Regions from separate parts of the Mus musculus genome. Here region 2 is linked to region 1. Evidence: chromatin loops called from intact Hi-C (ENCODE). Cell type or tissue: gastrocnemius. All regions are shown on one strand. Links, peaks and the distances in the headings refer to the core of each region. The heading gives the core; the rest is flanking DNA.

Region 1 (9,794 bases), core at 981-8,980:
AGGAAAAGAGGGAGGGAAGCTGAGATTGGGATGTAATTGATGAGAGCATAATTTTTTAAATAAAGGACATGACGTCATCGGGAGGGAGACAGGTTGACGGTCCTGGGAATTGGAGAGAGGTAGTAGGGATGGATAATCCCCAAATACATTGTATACAGGCATGAAATTCTTTAAAAAACCTTAATCTGCCCTTAAGCAGGGTCTCTCGGGGTAAAGAATGGCCTGAGAACCATTGTTTCACACACTGTGGGGTAAGAGTAGGACACGTCCTGGTGTCAGCACTGGACCTCTGTCTGGCCGGTGTAGTGACAGAGACTAAATGTCCCGTTTCTGTTCTTGCTATCACTTCTCTGTTCGGCATACTGGGGAAGGGTGCAAGACCAGGCTTTTATCCTAAAAAACTCCAGGAACACAGAAGCTTCCCTCCGGGACAACCTTGCTGACTAAAGTTGTTAAAAAGCCAAATGTGGGGGCACACATTTGTCACCTCAGCTCTTCATACCCTGAGTATGAATACCCACAAGTCAAGGCCATCGACACCGGGTGCACTTGCGACACACAGACTTCCATGCATAAAAAAACACCCAAACACATAAGATAATAATTAAAAACTAACTTGAGGGTTAAAGTCCAAGGCCAGCCTGAGCTACATAGCAAGTGCTTGACTAGCCTAGCCTTTTATCTCAGGTACATTTCATTCCCTGGATTGTTCTTGCATGTGATTTGGTACCTCCTGTGACAAACATTACATTCAATTTATAAGACACGTTTATTCTTGTTGGATGCCAGAACATATCTACAGAACCCAATCTGGACAGTGTTGTGTTTTATAAAAAGAAAAGGAGAGAGTGAGTATGTCTGGTGGATGTGCAGTCAGGTGTGGGGCAAGGGCGTGCCTCTGCGGGCCCATGCTGAGGCATCCCTTCCCCCTGAGGGCCAGTCACACACGACAGTATAGTATAGAATAGAGTTTATTCAGAGTATGGAGAGGGGAGCTGAGGGAGTAGAGGCAGAGAAAGGCAGAGAGAGAGAGAGAGAGAGAGAGAGAGAGAGAGAGAGAGAGAGAGAGAGAGAAGAGGCTGGCCATGAGCATATGGAGCGAAAGGGGGTAAGGGGCAAGATGATAGAACAAGAACAAGAGAGAGAGAGGAGGGCGTGAGCATCCCCTTTTATAGTGAGTCAGGCACACCTGGCTGTTGCCAAGTAATTGTGGGGTAGAGCCTAGACTAAATGCCAACAGCCAGTGCACCCTGAATCTGGATATGGCCTTCTGCCTTGCTTTCGTGCTTTCCCAGATATAATTTATAGTACGCGGCACCCAATTGTGTTTAGATTGCTCCGTTCTGGAGAAGTTCTGCTCTGTAAACGTTTAGTATGTGCTTACTCAGATTTATTTACATGTTTTTAATGGTCACATTTTTCTAAACTCAAACAGCTGTTCTTGAATCATTACTTTCTTTGCTACACTCGTATATAAAAGTGCAGCACATATACCAAAATTGGAAGGATAAAAGTTTGCTGAAACTGAGGACTGTCTACAGCATCAGACAGCAGCCTGCCCTGTTCTTTCAGATTCCAGCAGACAGGATCTGCACAGGTCGTCAAAAGTCAACTTTCCCTGCTGAGACTCCAGAGACTTGAATAAATATCACAACTGCCCATAGAGACAATGTATGTTTTCCTAAAATCTTCTCAAACAGAATGTCTAAAACAACAAATAAGCTATGTTTACTCAGGGACAGGATGTTTGTAACCCTGAGTTTTATCCTATTAGCATTCCTCTTTGAACCCTAAGTCTAAACAGTCCATCTCATAAAACCACTCTTAATTGGGGTTTCTATTGCTGTGACCAAAAGCAGATTGGAAAGGAAAGGGTTTATCCCGTCCCACAATGCTCAGTTCATGGTCCAGTATCAAAGGACTCAGGGGAGTAACCTCGAGGCAGGAATTAAAGCAGAGGCCATGGGGGGGGGGGAGCAGAGTCAGCATGGGACACCCCAAGACCAAGTTCTCAGGACACCCCAAGACCATGTTCAGAGTCAGCACAGGACACCCCAAGACCAAGTTCTCAGAACAAAGGAGATTTGCCCCAGAGGGACAGAGGACAGGGAATAAGAGGCAAAGACAGGAGACAGGATGAGGGAGAAGGGGAAGGAACAAGAGAGAACCCCTTGTGTTAGGATGAGGTGTTTAATTTTAACTGGGCATGTTAATTAGGTGAGCCAAAGGGGGCCTTTGATTGCTGGACTTCAATGCTTTGATAGCTGGACCTGGGTGGTTGGCCTCAGGAGAGGGAAGTGGGCAAATAAGGGAATAGACTTTGGCAGCTAGCTTTAGAAATGTTATCCAATGGTTCTTAACAAGGAAGAGAGAAGGGAGAAGAAGAGAAAGCCTGCCAGAGCTGTGTTTGCCATGCTCCTGCCTGCTTGAGTCCTTTCAGAGGGTGTTGCCTACTGGCTTCCTCTTCATGGCTTACTCAGCCTACTTTCTTATCGAACCCAGGACCACCAGCTCAGGGACAGCCCCTCCCACAAAGAGCTGGGCCCTTGCACACCAATGGTTAAGAAAATGTACCATGGGCTTGCCTACAGGCTAATTATCTAGAGACTTTTTCTCAACTGAAGTTCTGGCTTCAAAAATGACTCTAGCCTGTGTCATGTTCATGTAAAATTAGCAAGTACAACCACCTTACATTTACCATTAAAAAATTATTTAAGATTAAAAAAAACAAATAAACAGACCAAGTCATCTAGTTTTACTTAACTTTTAAACACTACTTAAATTTTAAGGTTTGAATAATCTTTAAAACATGTTGTAAATTAAGACCTTTGAGGAATGTGGCCTGATGTGTTTATAAAAAAGATAAAGGGAGGGGGGATATGTTCTATGGAGGTGTGGTGAGGTGTGGGGGAAGGGGGTGTCTCAGCGGACCCAAATCCAAGGCATCCCTTCCTCCTGAGGGACCAGCCACACAATGGTATAGTATAGAATAGAGTTTATTCAGGGCATGGGGAGGGGAGTTAAGAGGGCAGTAGACTATCATATGGAGATTCAATGCTCACTAGCCTAAACTTCAGAGAACTGGTAAAGCCTTTCCCGACTGGTTAGTGTAAACATCCCCATGGTCCCAGGGTAGAGTCCTTGAGCTCGGAGCTACCGGTGTTACCCTTGAGAATGGAGACGTTCAGTCTTCTCACCGACTTTTGTTCTAGGACGTTTTCCCCTGGGTGAGATTTTCCTTTTTCCTTTTGAGACAGTTTCTTTCTCACTGCTGAGAATCCCAGACCGAGCCTGGATAAACTGTATTCTGTAGCTCAAGGGCACTGGTCCAGAGCTTAGCTCCCAGCCTATCAGGTGATAACCTGGTGGTCTGGCCGATGCTAGAAATCTCTGGTTATTGATAATGTCCCCCAGGACACTGGCCCAGGCAGTTAATGACTATTCTCTCACCCATGGTCTGTCTTGGCCTCATTGTCCCTACTTTCTGGAATGTCTTGGTCTAATTCACAGTAAGCAAAAAGCTCACTGCTAGCTAGCTATGCTTCCCACTCCTCCCTCCCTCATTTGCTCACTCCTGCCCGCCCCATCGCTGCAGCCACTGGTATGTCGGGTCTGATCCCGCCCCTGTGTCCTCCAGGGACTCTGTGAGACTTGCTTTTCCACGAGTGTGCCATCTGCTGCCCCTACACGTGTGCTCTCTCTCTTGTGCACCGGGCTCCTGCGTTCAGCCCATCACCGCTCCTACTTGGCTGCCTGCCCACAGGCACAAGAAAAACAGCTTTCGCCCTGTCCCTTGTGGACTCTTGTTCACTGAGAAGCCATTTTTCCCACAGGCTCGACTATCTGCCTGTGCTTGTTCACGCTCGCAAATGCCCGTGAGTAAGCCTCTCTCTGTCTCTGTCTATCTGTCTCTCTCTGTGTCTCTCTCTGCCTCTCTGTCTGTCTCTGTCTCTCACTCTCTCTGTCTCTGTCTCCCGCCCCCCCCCCCCAAACCCTTCCCCCCGGGACTCAGGAAGTGAGCAGCTAGCCCCGCTGCTGCCGCAAGAATAGTGTGCGCATTGCTGGGACACAGAACACTTCTACTTCCAGTGCTCTAGCCCTGCCCACCGCGGGGCGGGGCAGCGCCGGCCCGCAGCCAGAGACACTGGTCCAGGGCTTCTGGTTACTAGGAGGAAGCTCTGCCCTACTTGCCTGTGTCCCAGCCGTGAGCGCCACAGAACCACCCCCACCGCTTGACACTGTCGCCGCCGCTGAGGCCGCCGCTGCCTCAGCCACTCAGCAGCTCTGTAGCCCCACGCTCCCTGGGGGTGCACGCCATTATTGCGGCTCCTAGTGATCTGTTCTCTTCAGGCTGCAAGCTGCTGCATTCGTTCCACACGCTTCCCGCCCAAGCGCTCGCGCATGCGCCTGTCTCTAGCTCCACAGTCCATCCATTCCCACGGCTTGCCTGGCTTGCTTGTTCAGTTCCTGTCTCAGGCCTGAACCCGCCTGGACAAACTCACTTTCTGTCACCATGACCTTATGCCACTGCTGCCAGCTCTCTTATTCTGATCCACACCAACTCTAAGTCAAGTGTTTCTCTACTAATACAAGGCCAAATATTTCTCTGCTAATGCAAAATGTGTTTTTCTCTACTTACACAACCTGTCAAAGTTACTTAAAATTTTCGTTCTTACCCTATCTTGAAAAATAATGATTTTTGCTACTGCCATTAAATTATGGTGTGCTCTATTCAGATATAACCAATTGAAATGGCTCTTGTCCAAATCTGCTAATTAACTGAAGTGTGTCAACCCAAAACATGGTTTCTATGCTTAAAAGCTCATCCTGAGAAAGGCTCAGGGCTACACTGGGATCTCGAACACCCGATGTAGTGTAGTCACAGGTCGGCTAATGAAGGCTTTCTATTGCCTTGAACCCATGTCTACGCAGTGTTATCTGGTGAATACTGAACAGCAGTGACGTTGGAGTGTTACACAGGTGCATGGTCTGAACCACAATGCATTTTACATGTTACATGCATGTGATGAGAGCAGCCCTAGAGCCTTCTTAAGCCATATAAGCAAGCCTGTGGGAAAAGAAGGTTCCACAATGTCCCCTTGACCCACCTTTGGTGATCTTCAATTTTACATCAGATGTTTCCCCGAGATGCCAAGAAGTCTTGCCACCTGTGTATGGCTCCCGAATCCTCTAGAAGAGTGGTTCTCTGTTGCAGAATATTTGATCACACTGTGAACCCTGAGGTTGTTACTTACTGACAAAAACTAGTTGTGTTGTGGCTCAGTCCTTTGCACACACCTTTAACCCTAAACAATAAAGGTAAAGTTAGTTTGTAACAGGAAGCACCCATGTTTGAAAGTGATGTCTAATTGAGTGGCAGACAAAGTGATGAACAGAGAAAGATTTGACAGAATAGGCTATGCTTAACTTTCATGAGAAGAGAGAGGAAAGGGAAGCTACTTGAGAAAGCACTGCAGAGAGAAAGGGAGAAGGTAGGTTTCCTGGGAGAGTTTTACAGAGACAGTTTGAAGAGAAAACAAGCTAGAAGCAGCTGATGACAGAAAGAGCCAGAGAATGAGAAGGAGCCTAAAGATTAGAAGATTAGAACAGATTATTAGAGTTACTCTGAAGTCAGTCAGAGCAATTCAGGAGAGAGAGAGAGAGAGAGAGAGAGAGAGAGAGAGAGAGAGAGAGAGAGAGAGAGAGAGAGAGAGAGAGAGAAAGAGGATTGAATCAGTCAAGTTGGAGAGAAAAAAATGGGAGAAAGAGAGAGAATGGTGATTTAGTTCAATGGAGTGCTTGCCTCGATCCAATCTTGTGTAAGGCAAACTATCATCATTATCATCATGATGTCCTTCCTTGTCATCCTCCTTCTTCTCCCTCCTCATCGGTGTCATCATCATCATCATCATCATGAACTGGTACAGACAATTCAGCATGTGAAGACATGAAGGCATCTGCTGCCAAAAATAAAGGATTTGATCCCTGGGAACTGCATAGTGGAAAGAGAGAGAAAAAACTCCCTAAAGCTATTTTTGTGACATCCACATTCACGACATTGTACACTTACACACACACACACACACACACATCAAAAGAGGTGAGATGGTCAAGAATATCTGTAACATCAGCACTTAAGAGGTGGAGGGGAGAATCCAGGTTCACAATCAATTATCTTGGCTACATAGCTTGTTCAGGGCAAGCATTAGTGACAGAAAACTGCTTTTATTTAAAAGAAAAAAAAATGTCTTCAAGAAGTGGCTGAGGAGTGTGTCCTAAAAAGGAAGAAGAGGGAAGGAGACAGTCTCAGGTCAGGCTGGCAAAGGCTTGCTCTAGGAACCAGGGCAGGGCATGGCTTCACTTAGTGCAAATTGGTGCTCCTGGTACTGCAGTGCTCCCTACTGAGCACCTGTGCTCTTCCTGCTGCAGAATGGCTTGCACCACGCACGGGCGCAGCAGGCACTTGCTGGCCACACCTGCCCTGGGTGCCCCGCTCTGGCTGCAAGCTCCGGGGAGCTCTGGTTAGCATCCCCTGCAGTCCTTGCAGGCCCTGGTCAGCAGGTGATGATGGTCAATGACATTGGGTACAGACTGGGGATCTGCTTCTTAGAAGGTGAAGACTAACTAGGCAGCAGACTAGACACTAGAGCAAAGCCTGTCCTGTGGCCAGCAGCGCTCACTTGGCAGGGTCAGGGGGACAAGATGACCCTGAGCTAATATGGGCAAGGCTGACAAGGCTCTGAATCCCTTTGTTGAATAAAGTTTATGCATTTATGGGAGCCTGCATCATTCTTGTCACCTGAGACTCCCTATAACTTTTTTAACTGCCCTCACATTGGGCCCTAGAGGCTCACTAGGCAGAAGTTCCAACGTCCTGAGAACTTTGAGGTCAGCATCAACAGCCTCAAAGCAGTGCTGGGCTTGAAAGGTGATTAGTGTAGATACAACCAAGGATGGCAGGAACAGCCTTACAAAGATGGGGACAGCTAGACTTGAAAAGGGGTGAGGGGTTACTGCCTCCCTTGCGTTTCCAGGTCCTTTTCCAGGCACCTCCTGTTCCCCATCTTCCTGGCCTGGCCTCCATCTTCCCTCACAAAGCAGAAGCTACCTGAGAAGATGGTCTATTTATTTCATTTTAATTTATATATTTATTCTCTTGAGCCACACTGGAGCTTAATTCAGAGCTTGTGCAAGATGGTAGCTCCTCACAACTTGCTACCTCTGGAGTGGCTAAGATTACAGACCAGGCCTGCCTATAACACTTGACCAGGCTAAAGATGGTCATGGGGGAGGTGTATGTGTATGTGCAAGGGGCTGGGGGTGGGGTTTGCTGTAGACATGGATCAGAAGTTAAGAGTAATAAGTTAAGGTCCTAAGTTCAATTCCCAGCAACGATATGGTGACTCACAACCATTTGTAATGGGATCTAAATCTCTCTTCTGGTATACATGAAGACAGAGCCTTCATACATAGAATATATTAATCAATAAATCATTTTTGAAAAGGCGGGGTAAAATCAATTTATAGAAGAAGAGAAAGAAAGAGAAGGAAGAGGAGATGATGATGATGGTGATGAAGATTCTGGGAGGTGATGCCTGCATCGAGGACAGGTAAAGGGTACAGAAAATGTTTCTTCTTTAGCAAGCCAGGACAAGGAACTCCAGTAAGGTGGACCACTAAGGTCCTGTGGGAGCCACAACCAACCCCAGTAACTTCTGTTTTCTTCTGTATAGCTCCTGACATACACTTTCCAAAAAGTTTAACCCTTGCTGACTTGAATCTCACTGGTTGTGTCAAGCTCACGGAGAACTGCCTGACCCTGTCTGCCTGGAGTGCTGAGATTGAAGGTGTGCATACCATATATAGCAATAAATTATTTTTTTAATTATAAAGTTTTTTTTCCTAAGGATCGAGATATAGCTCAGTGGCAGCTAAAGCATTGTCCTAGACTCAATGCTCAATGTTACAAATATAAATGGAATTAGTGCTACTCTGTAATGTCATGGACAGATCAGAAGTGCTTATTAGTACTGTTTTTTCTTTTCTGGTATATGTATGTATGTGTGTGTGTGGTTGTGTGTGTGTGTGAGCCAGATATCATGTAGCCCAGACTATACTTAAACTGAGTATGTAGCAAAGGATGTCCTGAAACTTCCTGTTCTGCTCTTCTTGGCTCCACCTCCAGAGTGGGATTATGGACACAAACCGTCACCCCTGGTTTTATGTGCTATTAGGGATAGAACCCAGGCTTCATAGATGCTGGGAGCTCTCCAACCTACTTGTGAAATCTTTGCCTTAGTTTGGGATCAGGGTTCACACTTCCCAGCTGGACCTCAATGCTGCTACTTCTGTGTGACCTTTGTCCTCTGTGCCTCAGTTTCCTCATTGGGAGGGAGGCGATTTCTCTATGTAGTAGTCCTGGAATTTGCTTTAAAGAGCAGGTTGGCCTTGAACTCACAGAAATTCTCCTGCCTCTGCTTCCTGAACCTTGAAATTCAAGGCATGTGCCACCACAGCCAGTCAAGCCTTCATTTTGCAAGTGGTACTGTGAGAACCTGAGAGGTGCAGATAGAGAGAGGCCTGTCCTCTGCTTTGTTATATTTGATCCTGGGCCTGAAGCTTCCTTCTCCTTGAATCTACTTGGCTGTTTCTCCCTCCTCTCTGAAACCTAAGCTCAGATCCCATTGCCTCAGGGAAGAATCTCTGAAGCTCTCTCAACCTGCCTCACCCCCTGGAGATGCTGTCACTCATCTGCCTGTACAGATGCCCAGGGACGCGGGCACTTCAGCAGTCACCACGAGCTTCTGCATTGACCCCTCTTGGCAAACAGTCCATCTGCTGAACTGCTGGTCCCTTTTTGTGTCTGTGTGTCTGTGTTGTGTATGTGTGTTGTATATGTTTGTATGTGTGCATGCGTGCATGCATGCATGTTAATGAAGTCATACACTTATATATGTATACATACATGTGGAGGCCAGAGATTGACCTTGAGTGGCTTTGGGGGGGTCTCTAATACTTATTTTGTAAAGCAAGATCTCTTTCCTGAAGCTAGAGCTTGCAGATTTGGCTTGAGTAGCTGGCCAGAGAACCGTGAGGGTAAGTCTGTCTCCACCCCTCCATGTGCTTCTTCTCCCTGTGCTGCAGTTATGGACTTGCAGGTTCTGGGGACCCAAAGGTAGCTTCTTATTCTTGAACAGCAAACAAAGATTTTACCCACTGAACCATCTCTGTAACTCATCTGGGACCCCTTTTTTTCATGTCCTAGTGCAATGAAAAGCCTGATAAGAACAAGCTATTGGCAGATGACTAATGGCCTCCCTTGTATCACCAGAGAAGTCTGGAGCATTGCAGGGCCAGCAGAGGTGCCGGGTTTGGCCCTGGTGCAGGGCACAGTGCACAGTGGTGGTCTCTGAGCTAACACCTCAGAGATTGTAGCTTAGGGTCTTTGTAGGCAGGCCCCAAACCCTTGCCGGATCCATTTCTACCCACCCTTCATTTCAGATCACAGAAGCCTCTCAGACTCAAGGATTGCACTTGGACACACAGCTCATGCAGATGTTGTATTTATTCATGGGTTCAGTTTGGAAGTACCTGACACAGACCACTTCAGCCTGAGTGGCCATATTTCACACATGAACTGTTTTCACTTCCCCACAAAAACAAGATACTCTTTATGCCACCTGCCCTCCAAGAGACACAAGCTCCCTTGAGCACAAAGCTGGGATCATCAGGGTAGCTAGAGTACTGATAAATACCCACGTGATACCCCACCATTAGCTGGCGCGGCTGGGTGG
Region 2 (9,794 bases), core at 1,003-9,002, 50 kb after region 1:
ACCATGGTGATCCCCGGCTCGGGAGCACTGAGGGGTCATAAGGAGGAGCATGATTCTCTATGCACTGCCTCCATCCTTGGTGAATGAATTGCCAGGAGCTAGAGACACTGGTCTCGAGGGAATGGCCATGAGGGATGGCCTACAGAATTGGGAGGGACCTCCATTTCCTGAGCCAGGAGCTACTAATACCTACACAACGCATGGGAACGCTAGAGAGTAGTCAAAGGCCACACTAGCCTGCCATGTGTTTCTGAGCTGAAAACGTTTTTCAGGTATTATAATCATCAAAAAATTTAAAAGCAGAAAGATGTTTTGTGACTCATGTTAGTTTTCAGGATTGGAGTGATTGGTGCCTCAGCCATTGAGAGCATGAACCACTCTTACAGAGGACCAGAATCATTTCCCAGAAACCACATCAGGTGGCTCATACCACTTACAATTCTAGCTCCTGGAGATTAGATGTCTTCTTCTGGCTTCCAAGGATACCTATACTCACATGAATATAAACCCCACCCACACTCAGACATGCGCACATGCATGCACGTGTACATGTAATTAAAAATAAACCTTTCCCTTTTTGAATACAGGGACTCACTATGTAGCCCTGGCTGGTCTAGAACTCACTATATATATCAGGCTAGCCTCCTACTCCCAAAGATCTGTCTGCCTCTGCCTCCCCAGTGCTGGGATTAAAGGCCTGCACTACCACACATGAGAGAAAAAAAGAAAAAGATTTCTGTAATCTGTATGCCTTTCTTGTCCCAAGGTCAGGAGTCGAAGAGTACTTGTTGGCTGTCTGCACCGCTTCTGGCTCACAAAGCAAATGGCGGTGTTATCTGCTCTCTCACGCAATCTGCTGACCCTGTATGGACTCCTTAACCTGGAGCAATTACAGCTTGATCCCTGCTTGGCAGGGCAAAATAGAGTGTAGGGAGTTCTCTTCAATAGCTATCTTTAATGGGGGCTAGGAAGAGGCTCTCTGACACGAATACCTGCACTTGGATCTGCTCTGTCTCCCTGGGAGGCTTGTAGACTGTCAAGCTCCATTGATGGATGGATGCTGTGGAGGGGAGCACCCATTTCACTCATCTTTCCAGCCCTCCTTCCACCTCTACCCTGCAGACACAGTGGAGGCTTGGCTGGGGGCAGGGTAACAGATCCCCTCCTGATGCCCCAGGAGGATCCTTGGAGGGGTGTGGGGGCGTGGAGGCGGAAGGGCCTAAGCTCTTGGCAGACAGCTCTTGGAGCTCAGGGCCTGAAATGGGACACAAAGGGGGCTGTGTTCTGTCCCAACCCAGCCCAAGGGCACTCTTGTGGGCTTGTTGTCACTTCAAATGCCAAAAGGAGGGTCTGGCTGGCTGAGGTTCAAGGAAGTACCCCTTGAGTGAAGGGTAAGGTAGAAGGAATAGACTTTATTCCTGGCCAGAGGGCATTGTGGGACATGCCCAGCTTCACAGGTAAGGAACATTTTCATGGTGATGGTATGTAGCAATGGCTATCACACATTCATACACCTACACTTGAAAATACACACTCTCCTAGCTACACCCACATTGGACAGATATAGTCCTCACAGCACACGGGGTATGGGGGAGTCCAATCTCAAAAGAGTCTCTGTAACCCCTCAGTTACAGAGCTGGCCCTGAGCCTACACTAAGGAATGCTCAACACAGGCCTTTTGTCCCTCGGGATCAGGACTCCCCCAAAGAGGGATTTACTGGGCATTTATCAACTGCCCTGGGCACAACCCAGGGTGCACTGTGCCAGGGATGGAACAATGGGGCCTTCTCCTTCAACAGAGGTGGGCCTTGGCCTGCTTAGTCCGTGTGGTAGGAGATGGTTATAACACATGGCTCTGGTCTCCTCCCTCTCCTGATATAGGGCTAGAAAAGACTCCTCTAGACACTAGATAACTGGGTCTCCATCTGCAACCCACTCAGAGCCATATCCACAACCCCATGCCAGCCAACTATAGCAAGCTTCTGTCCTTACTAGGAGGCCAGATCTTCGGTTCATAGCTCTGGTCTTGGGAAATTCTAGCCAGGGTGTGATTTCTGGGGCCAAGAAGGAAGCTGGCTCCTCCACATATCCCCAGCTGATCCCTGGCACCACAGGAACCATACGAGACTGATGGGAGGGGAAGGCAAAGGACCAGAAGTCAAATGGCATATCTGTACAGTGAGGGACAGAGGCTATCCTTGTACATAGACTCCTGTCAATGCTGCCAGGAAAAGACACTAAGAAGATTGGGAGGGCAAGTTATTTCTATATCACTGAAAAACCCAGCAACCTTCGCCAAAATCCCTACTGGGTGCCTCTCTCTGTCATAAGCATTTTTGTTACACTCTGACCCAGAAAACTCTTTAAAACACTGTATTAGAAAACTAAAGTGCCAATCGCATGTATTGCATCATCATTAACATAATTAAAATTCCATTTGTGGGTCAGTGAAATGGCTCAGTGGGTAATAGTGCTTGCCACCAAGCCTGCCAACCTGAGTTCTATCCCCAGGACCCACATGATAGGAGGAAAGAACTGATTCCTACAAGCTATCCTCAGTTCAAAATATGAAATGGAGGAGCGCATGTAGGTCAGAGCTAGGTTATAAGAGGTGGGATAGGCCCACCTGCACCCTTGCGAGGGGGAGTCTGGGTGCTTGGTGTTGAAGCTCAGCTGAGGATAAGACAAAAGGAGCTCTGAAGATGCTGCTCCAGCAGCTAGGAAGATGGAGATGCTCGGGAACATGATTTTAGGTTCTGACATTTTTCTTCTAATCTGTTTTCACCCCAACTGGGTCTCCAATCCTCAGGACAAGGCCTTAGACTCACCTCCCTGCTCCCAAGCCGCCCAAGATCAACTGGGAACAAAGGGACAGTGGGGGACAATGCTTAGCACATTCAAACACCTAGCTAGGTGGAACTGGATGTGAGAGTGGGGGTGTCACACGTAAAAGATTTCTGAGAGTGTGATGACTAAATAATGAAACTCATAAGGAAGGTGAAGTGTCTCTGGCAGCCCTTGTCCACACTGCATCCTGGGACCTCTGGCGGCCCTTGTCCACACCGTATCCTGGGACCTCACTGTAGTCTCCATTCTAAACACACAATGTGCTTTGAGTCCTGCACATGTTGTACCACACAACATCAAGAAAAGCTGCCTGAAGTGCCTGGGCTCAGATTCAAGACTATTGTATGCTCTTAACTGCAATGGTTGTTGCTGTGCACACAATGTGCTCTGCTCTTATGGAAAAGTAATAGTTTAATTACAGGAAACAAAATATTTTCCCATGTCATTCTTCAGCATGTTAGGTATACAGGAGTTGTATCTTTGGATTGTAGAGAAATAAGTATCTCAATTAGCACACAGATTTGCACTCTTTTAAAAATGGTGAAAGGGGGCTGGTGAGATGGCTTAGTGGTTTAGAATACTGGCTGCTCTTCCAGAGGTCCCAAGTTCAAATCTCAGCAACCATGGGGGCTCATGACACTCTATAATGGGATCTGATGCCCTCTTCTGTCATGCAGGCATATATGCAAACAGAACACTTGTGCACAATAAAATACATAATAAACAAATAAATCATTTTTAAATGGTGAAAGGGGGCTGGAATTCTTGTTGCCCTTCCAGAGGGTCAGAGTTCTGTCCCCAGAACCCACATCAGTGTCTCACAAGCTGCAGAGGATCTGAGACCTCCTCCTGACCTCCCTAAGAACACACACAAACACACGTGAATAAATAGTTTTAAATGGTAAAACTTGCATATACCAAATAACTGTTTTAAAATATGGTTCTTTGCTATCTATTATCAGTGCATTTGTACAACTATTTTACATACTCATATACTAGAGTCCCATAATCATTTCCCATTGAGGGCCTGGGAAGATAATCCAGTGGTTAGGGCATAATTGCTTTTCTAGCCAAGGAAGTTCAATTCCCAGCACTTCCACCAGATGGCAGTTCCTTAAAACTGCCTGTAACTCCAGGTCCTGGAGATCCAACACTCTTTCCGGCTTCTGCACGCAATTGTCCTCCAATGTACGTACATAGCTCCACATGGAGACACATGCATACACATAATTAAAATTTACAGATAGATCTCTTTAAAACAAACAGACAAAAACACCACCCCATTCAGGGAAAAATAGTCAAAAGGTCAAAAGTGCAGAAAGTTCCAAAGCCCTGTTCTAGTTAATGTATCTATCCCCATGCCCGACTCACTACCAACATCCCATCCACTGAGGGTTCCTCAGACATCTGCCCCGTCCAGATCACCATCTTCTCCATTGTGGGGGCCTGCCCTCCCCACCCCACCCCTAGGCTCCCAGCTCTCTGCTTCCCGTAAACTTCTCTACTTAGAAGGCTGCCCTTTCCAGTCTCTCAGCAGCATGCCATTGGCTCCTGACCGTACACATAAGGATCACTTGGTAGCTGTGATCTTCCTTTTGTTTTTGACATGTTCCCTTGAGCCACCATCTGCCTCTTTTCCACTTAGCCCCTGTGGCCTCACCAACTTTTCCAGAAATTAACTATTAGATGTAAATATGCAAGGCCATGGCTGTCCCCTGGTGGTCAGCGATGGACATGCAGGAGGCTAATCTATGTGGTCACCCAGCAGGGAATTTGGCTTTTCCCATGACCTCAGGCCCTGGCTTACACATGGATGGTTGATGGGTCAGAGTGAGGTTGCCTAGTCAGGGAACCTCCTAGAATTTCCTAGGGACTTCAGTTCATGTCCCTCTTGTTGCCTTCCATCTCCTTCTGATCTTAGACACTTCGATACAGAACAGAAGGTGAACCTCCTTGGCTTTGCCCCTATGGGGATTGATCGGTGCTGTGAGGCATGGCCGGGTCCCGAGGAGTCTGAGCGTTCGTCCTGTGTTGGTGCAGTGCCAGGCACACTATGTACTGGTCCCTCATCAACAAAAGATGAGGTTTGTGGGTGCTGTGATTCCAGGACCAGGAAGGAGAGGTGGCCAGAGAACCTCAGAGCATGTCTCAAAAAGAAAACAGGAAAGACTCACTGAGCAATTTCCCCAGCCCCTGCCACCATCTAAAAAAATTATTTATGTATTATGTATTTTATTATGTATGAGTGTTCTATTTGTATGTTTGCCTGCATGACAGAAGAGGGCATCAGATCCCATTACAGATGGTTGTGAGCCACCATGTAGCTGTGAGCGCCCATTTGATGTACTAAGAGAACTCAGCCTGTGCTGTTAGGAGCAGGGACCACAACCCCTCACTCTCCTGGGTACTGGTGCTTGCAGAAGATGCACGATCCTCCTGTCTCCGTCTCCCATGTTCTGGAGTTGCAGGTGCCACCACACCCAACCACAAATAGTGATTTTTGTAATTGCACTAAACAGAGAGGATGCTACTGTTTGCAACCAAAACGTGGCTAATGTAGGTGGGTCAGGATTGTAGAGGTTACTGTTAGATAGAGGTCTTGGATTGAGAGAAATGGAGGGGCCTCAACAGGAGGCCATCAGAGTTCAAGGAAAGATAGGAAAATATTAACAGGTTTATTAGCAAGCAAGATACAAAAGAGACACACCCTGACCTCACAGGTGTGACGTACACGTGTGGGCTCAGGCAGGCCTCAGCAAAGAGGAAGCCCAGGCCAGAGTGAGAAACAGTAGCAGGGGGACTGGGTCAGGCCTGAGCAGCCCATTGCGGATCATGGTTGACTGGATCCAGTTGTAGTGATGACTGATGTTGGTATAGACTCCAGGGCGATTGGGGCGACCACAGCCTATTCCCCAGCTCACAACTCCAACCTGATACCACACCGTATCCTGGTCGCAGGCCAAGGGTCCTCCCGAGTCACCCTGAGAAGCAACATAGGTAAGCCTGGGAGATGACAAGTAGGACCAGCAGAGGGGCTAGGGGAGAAGGAGGTGCTATGGGGCTGACAGACTGGGTGAGGATACTACTCCTAGCCCTGACAGCAGTAGGCCCTCAATTTCTTCATCTGCAAAGTGGGGCCATTGTCTAAATCCTGAGATGAAATGAGGCCCTATATGAAAACTCCGTTGGGTGGAAGTTGGAGCTAGGGTACTGGGCCCAGAAGAGCATGGTGGTATGAGGTGACACTTACAAAGCAGGCATCCTTGCCACCTTCAGGAGTGCCAGCGCAAACCATGTCTCCCCAGATGTTCGTGCGGAAGTCTGGCTTTTTGTACATATGGTTACACATGCTGTTGTTGATAATAGCTACCTGCACTTCCTGGAGAGTGTTGGGAGATGGCAGACCTGTGTGGGGGATGGAAGACAGAGAGACAGACCCCTGGATCCTCCTCTCCTGGGAGGAATGGCATAGGGTGTGGGAACAGGGGTGTCCTGGGGCACCTAATGTGCCTGAGACATCACTGTCAATAGCTCCCAGCTGCAGCCCCATGCTAACATCACAGGCAATCAACAGTATCACAGGATTCAGTGGATGGAGGCATTGTCAATACCATTCACTGAGGCTGTGTATAGAATGTACATGAAGTCACTGCTGGGCTGGCAACCAAGTTATGTACAGGGGAAGGAGCTGGAGTGGATGCAGCAAGCCAAGTCCTGCCGAGACATCCAGGGACCAGAGAAATCAGCTCTATGGTGCCCTTTCCTTCTGGGATGTCCTTAGGCCTGAGCCAAGGGCCCTAAAGCAGCTCTAGAATACAACAGTATCAGAACATATTAATTTAAAGAACAGTTCTGGGGGAGAGCCCCATTACTAGCATGCACTAGGGAACTGTCAGCTCCTGGTGTGACTCCCATCATTGGATCCCTAAGTCAAGGCTTCAGGCATTGTCAACTCTGCAGAGGATGACAGGAGCCACAGTGGCTGTTTCCTGTCCTCTGAGATCTCAGATCTCAGAAGTGCTCTACCAAGCCAGCAAGATTGTTATCTACTTCACAGAAGAGGAAACTGAGGCACAGTTCAGCCAAGTGTCTTGTTCAAAGTGTCCCAGTCAGCACACAGCAAAGAAAACGTTGCCCCAGTTCCAGGGTGAACAGAAGTATATTCACACCAGAGATGTGCTACCTGTCTCGTGTGAACCAAAATTAAGAATGAAGCCAGGAATCAAGGAGACAACCACCACTGCCATGCCCATCCATTCTGCACCTGGAACGTGGGCAGCAAAGAAGGCCTGGAAGGGTCCTGGGCTCACCCTTCTAGGAGAAGGAAATGGTCTCCTACCAAACAGGCAGACTGACCACTGCATCCTCTTCTCCCTGCCAGTTCCAACTGTCTGACCTTGGGGAACTCCCTTATGTTGTCTGAGCCATGGAACCTGGTCTTGCCTCCGATACTAGTTCTGGGGCCTTGGACACTTTCCATAGCGCTCTCAATTTCCTCAGTGGGTAATGGTTCTTGCCATTAGGTCTAATTTTGATCCTCAAGACCCGCATGGTAAAAGGAGAGGACAACTCTTCCACATGGGCCATTGATTGTACCCCCATCACCTACAAAGCATAGGGCTGGAGAGACAGCTCGGCAGTGAAGAGCACTTACAGCCCTTTCAGAGAGCATGGGTTCAGTTCCCGGTACCCACAGGGAGCTCACAACCACCTGCAGCTCCAGTTCCAAGGGAGCCAACGCCCTCTACCAGCCTCTGCAGGAATTGCATGCATGCGGTAAACATACATACACACACACACACACACACACACAAGCCCACAAACACACAAGCCCACAAACACACATAAATTTTTTGCTGTTGTTTTGTTTTTTTTTTCAAGACAGGGTTTCTCTCTGTAGCTCTGGCTCTCCTGGAACTCACTCTGTAAACCAGGCTGGTCTCGAACTCAAAAAGATAGGCCCACTTCTGCCACCTGAGAGCTGGGATTAAAGGTGCCACCACTGCCTGTCCCTTCCGCCTTTTTAAATAAATGTTCTTAAAACAAAATAAATAGATGCAATCCCTCTAAAGGAGGCTGGAGAGATGGTTCAGAAGTTAAGAACACTTTCTCCATCATGAGGACGAATTAGGATCCCGGTATTACTGAAAGGTTCACAAACACCTCTAACTTCAGCTCCTAGGGATCCCACACCCTCTTCTGTCCTCTGTGGGCATCTGCACACACACGCACATCACTGAGACATGCGTGCACACATACAAATCAAATCAAATACTTCAAATCCCTTTCTTAAACCTACACTCTTGGGCTAGGGAGCTAGCTCTAAAGGACCCAAGTTCAATTTCCAGCACCCGTATGGCAGTTCACTAATGCCTATAACTCCAGCTCTAGGGGAATCTGAGACACGCACCTGCAGGCAAAACACTCATATATATAAAAAAAAATAAAATAAAATGAAGTTTTTTTTTTTTTAAATTATGCCGTTGCCTTGATGCACCAGGGTCCCCAAGCCTGCAAGCCAAGCACGTGACCTGCAGGGAAGGAGCCGAATCTATTACTACGACGCTGGTTAGGGGGCATTGCAGAGATGGACCAGGTCAGAGAGAACTGAGCAGGGTCACTCCAGGATGTAAGAGCTAGGGCACCTAGAGGGAAACCGTTCTCAGTGCTCCTTGGGGTGGGGGTGGGGGCTTTGTGCAAGGGTTCCTGCTGAGCTGCAGGCAGGCACGTGATTAGACCTCCAAAGGGATTTCAGGGGTGCACCAAGAAGGAGTGTGCACAGTCGGAATTTTGGGTGGGTGGAGCAGGCAGAGTGAGTGTGTTTCCTGTCTCTCACTGATGATTGATTGGTGCCTGCCAAAGTGGGTAGATCATAAAAGCTGTGTTGTAGAAGCCATCCTACAGGCCCTATGAGGTCCCCACCCCTTCAGGCCTCCCTGGCACCTCTGAGTTCCTGTCTGGGAGGAAAGGACTAGCTCCTGTCCTTCTTGCAAGCAGAAGTAAGGAAAATAAACAAGAAAACGTTGAGTGAGCGAGAGGGGGCTCCGTGGGGCCTCAGAGCCCAGGGAGGGAGGGCTAATGTGAAAGGTTAGGGTAGTGCCCCTCTCCCCAACCCGTCTGTACCCAGCCTCACTCTCATCTTCTCCAATAGCCCCCCAGCCGGTCACCCAGCAGTCAGTTCGGTTCTCAAACTTGTACGTGGAGTTCAGGAGGCAGATGGGCTGGATGAAGTTATTGTAGGTGACTGGAGATGACAGCTTCAGCAGGGCTATGTCATTGGGATACTGCTCCGAGTACTTGGGGCTCAGGAAAATATCTTCTATTTGGTAACGGTTGGAATAGGCCTGTAGGTTCCAGAGAGATGGCCTGGATGTCAGCTCACCAAACTGGACTGTCCAGTCAAAAGGATCGTTATCCCTGACAGAGAAGGAGAGAGCAGTTCAAGCCACCTGAGCTCAGCTGGGCCTCTCTCTGAGGCGACGACTACCTCACGTTCATCCTTAGCATAACTGCCCAGTCCTTATGGGCCAAAAAGCCTCCTATAGGGGCCACAGAACCCAGAGAGGCTGGGCAAGAGAGCCCTTGCTCCCGGGCACTGAGTGAAGAAGCAGAAGAGTGGCTACCCCAGTGGTCCTGTGTCTGTTGGAGTAGTCCTAAAGACAGAAGGTGAGTCAGCCTAGGGGAGCCCCCAAAGGAGCTGTAGTCCCCAAAGGAGCTGAGCAAGTGTGGGGACTAGTGTAGGGATATTTGGGAAGGACTTGAAGGAAAAAAAGAGCAGTCAAAGCACTCAAAGGGAATGAGAATGTCCTGAAAGAACATTCTAGAAGAACTGGAAGAGGATTCCCTTTCAGGGGCAGTAATGTAAATCTTACAGATCTAACCCATTTCAGCTACTCCTGAGGCTGCACTAAAAAGCTTACCCAGGTGTCAAACTCAGGGCCAAGGTT

What was found. A loop is a pair of places that touch in the nucleus more often than their neighbours do. Peaks named below come from ENCODE experiments on the same cell type or tissue, not always from the same donor. Only the 100,000 strongest peaks of a DNase experiment are listed, where the experiment ranks them.
Region 2: a loop joins it to region 1, with 2.0 times the contacts of the local background. A loop is called at or near these places in 10 of 42 quality-filtered maps.

What each region holds. Positions count from the first base shown.
Region 1 is chr17:23,919,195-23,928,988 of GRCm38, reverse strand. It overlaps Gm41545 (a long non-coding RNA gene), which reads left to right and starts at 3,633. Exons shown (of 3, transcript XR_876668.3): 1 at 3,633-3,875; 2 at 7,734-7,847. It overlaps Dcpp3 (demilune cell and parotid protein 3), which reads right to left. Exons shown (of 4, transcript NM_001077633.1): 4 at 9,548-9,794. The coding sequence ends at 9,607. It also overlaps a transcript of Sbp not described here. In gastrocnemius, for the core only: no CTCF peak of the experiment used is centred there; DNase peaks (open chromatin) are centred at 3,688, 4,166 and 4,340; H3K4me3 peaks cover 1,526 bases; H3K27ac peaks cover 1,842 bases.
Region 2 is chr17:23,868,829-23,878,622 of GRCm38, reverse strand. It overlaps Prss21 (protease, serine 21), which reads right to left. Exons shown (of 6, transcript NM_020487.4): 4 at 8,981-9,264; 5 at 6,098-6,252; 6 at 5,510-5,828. The coding sequence ends at 5,589. Among named protein-coding and RNA genes, the nearest start is that of Prss21, 5.7 kb to the right of the region's middle. In gastrocnemius, for the core only: CTCF peaks have their summits at 3,942 (motif pointing right) and 4,565 (motif pointing left); DNase peaks (open chromatin) are centred at 1,734, 3,979 and 4,571; H3K27ac peaks cover 238 bases.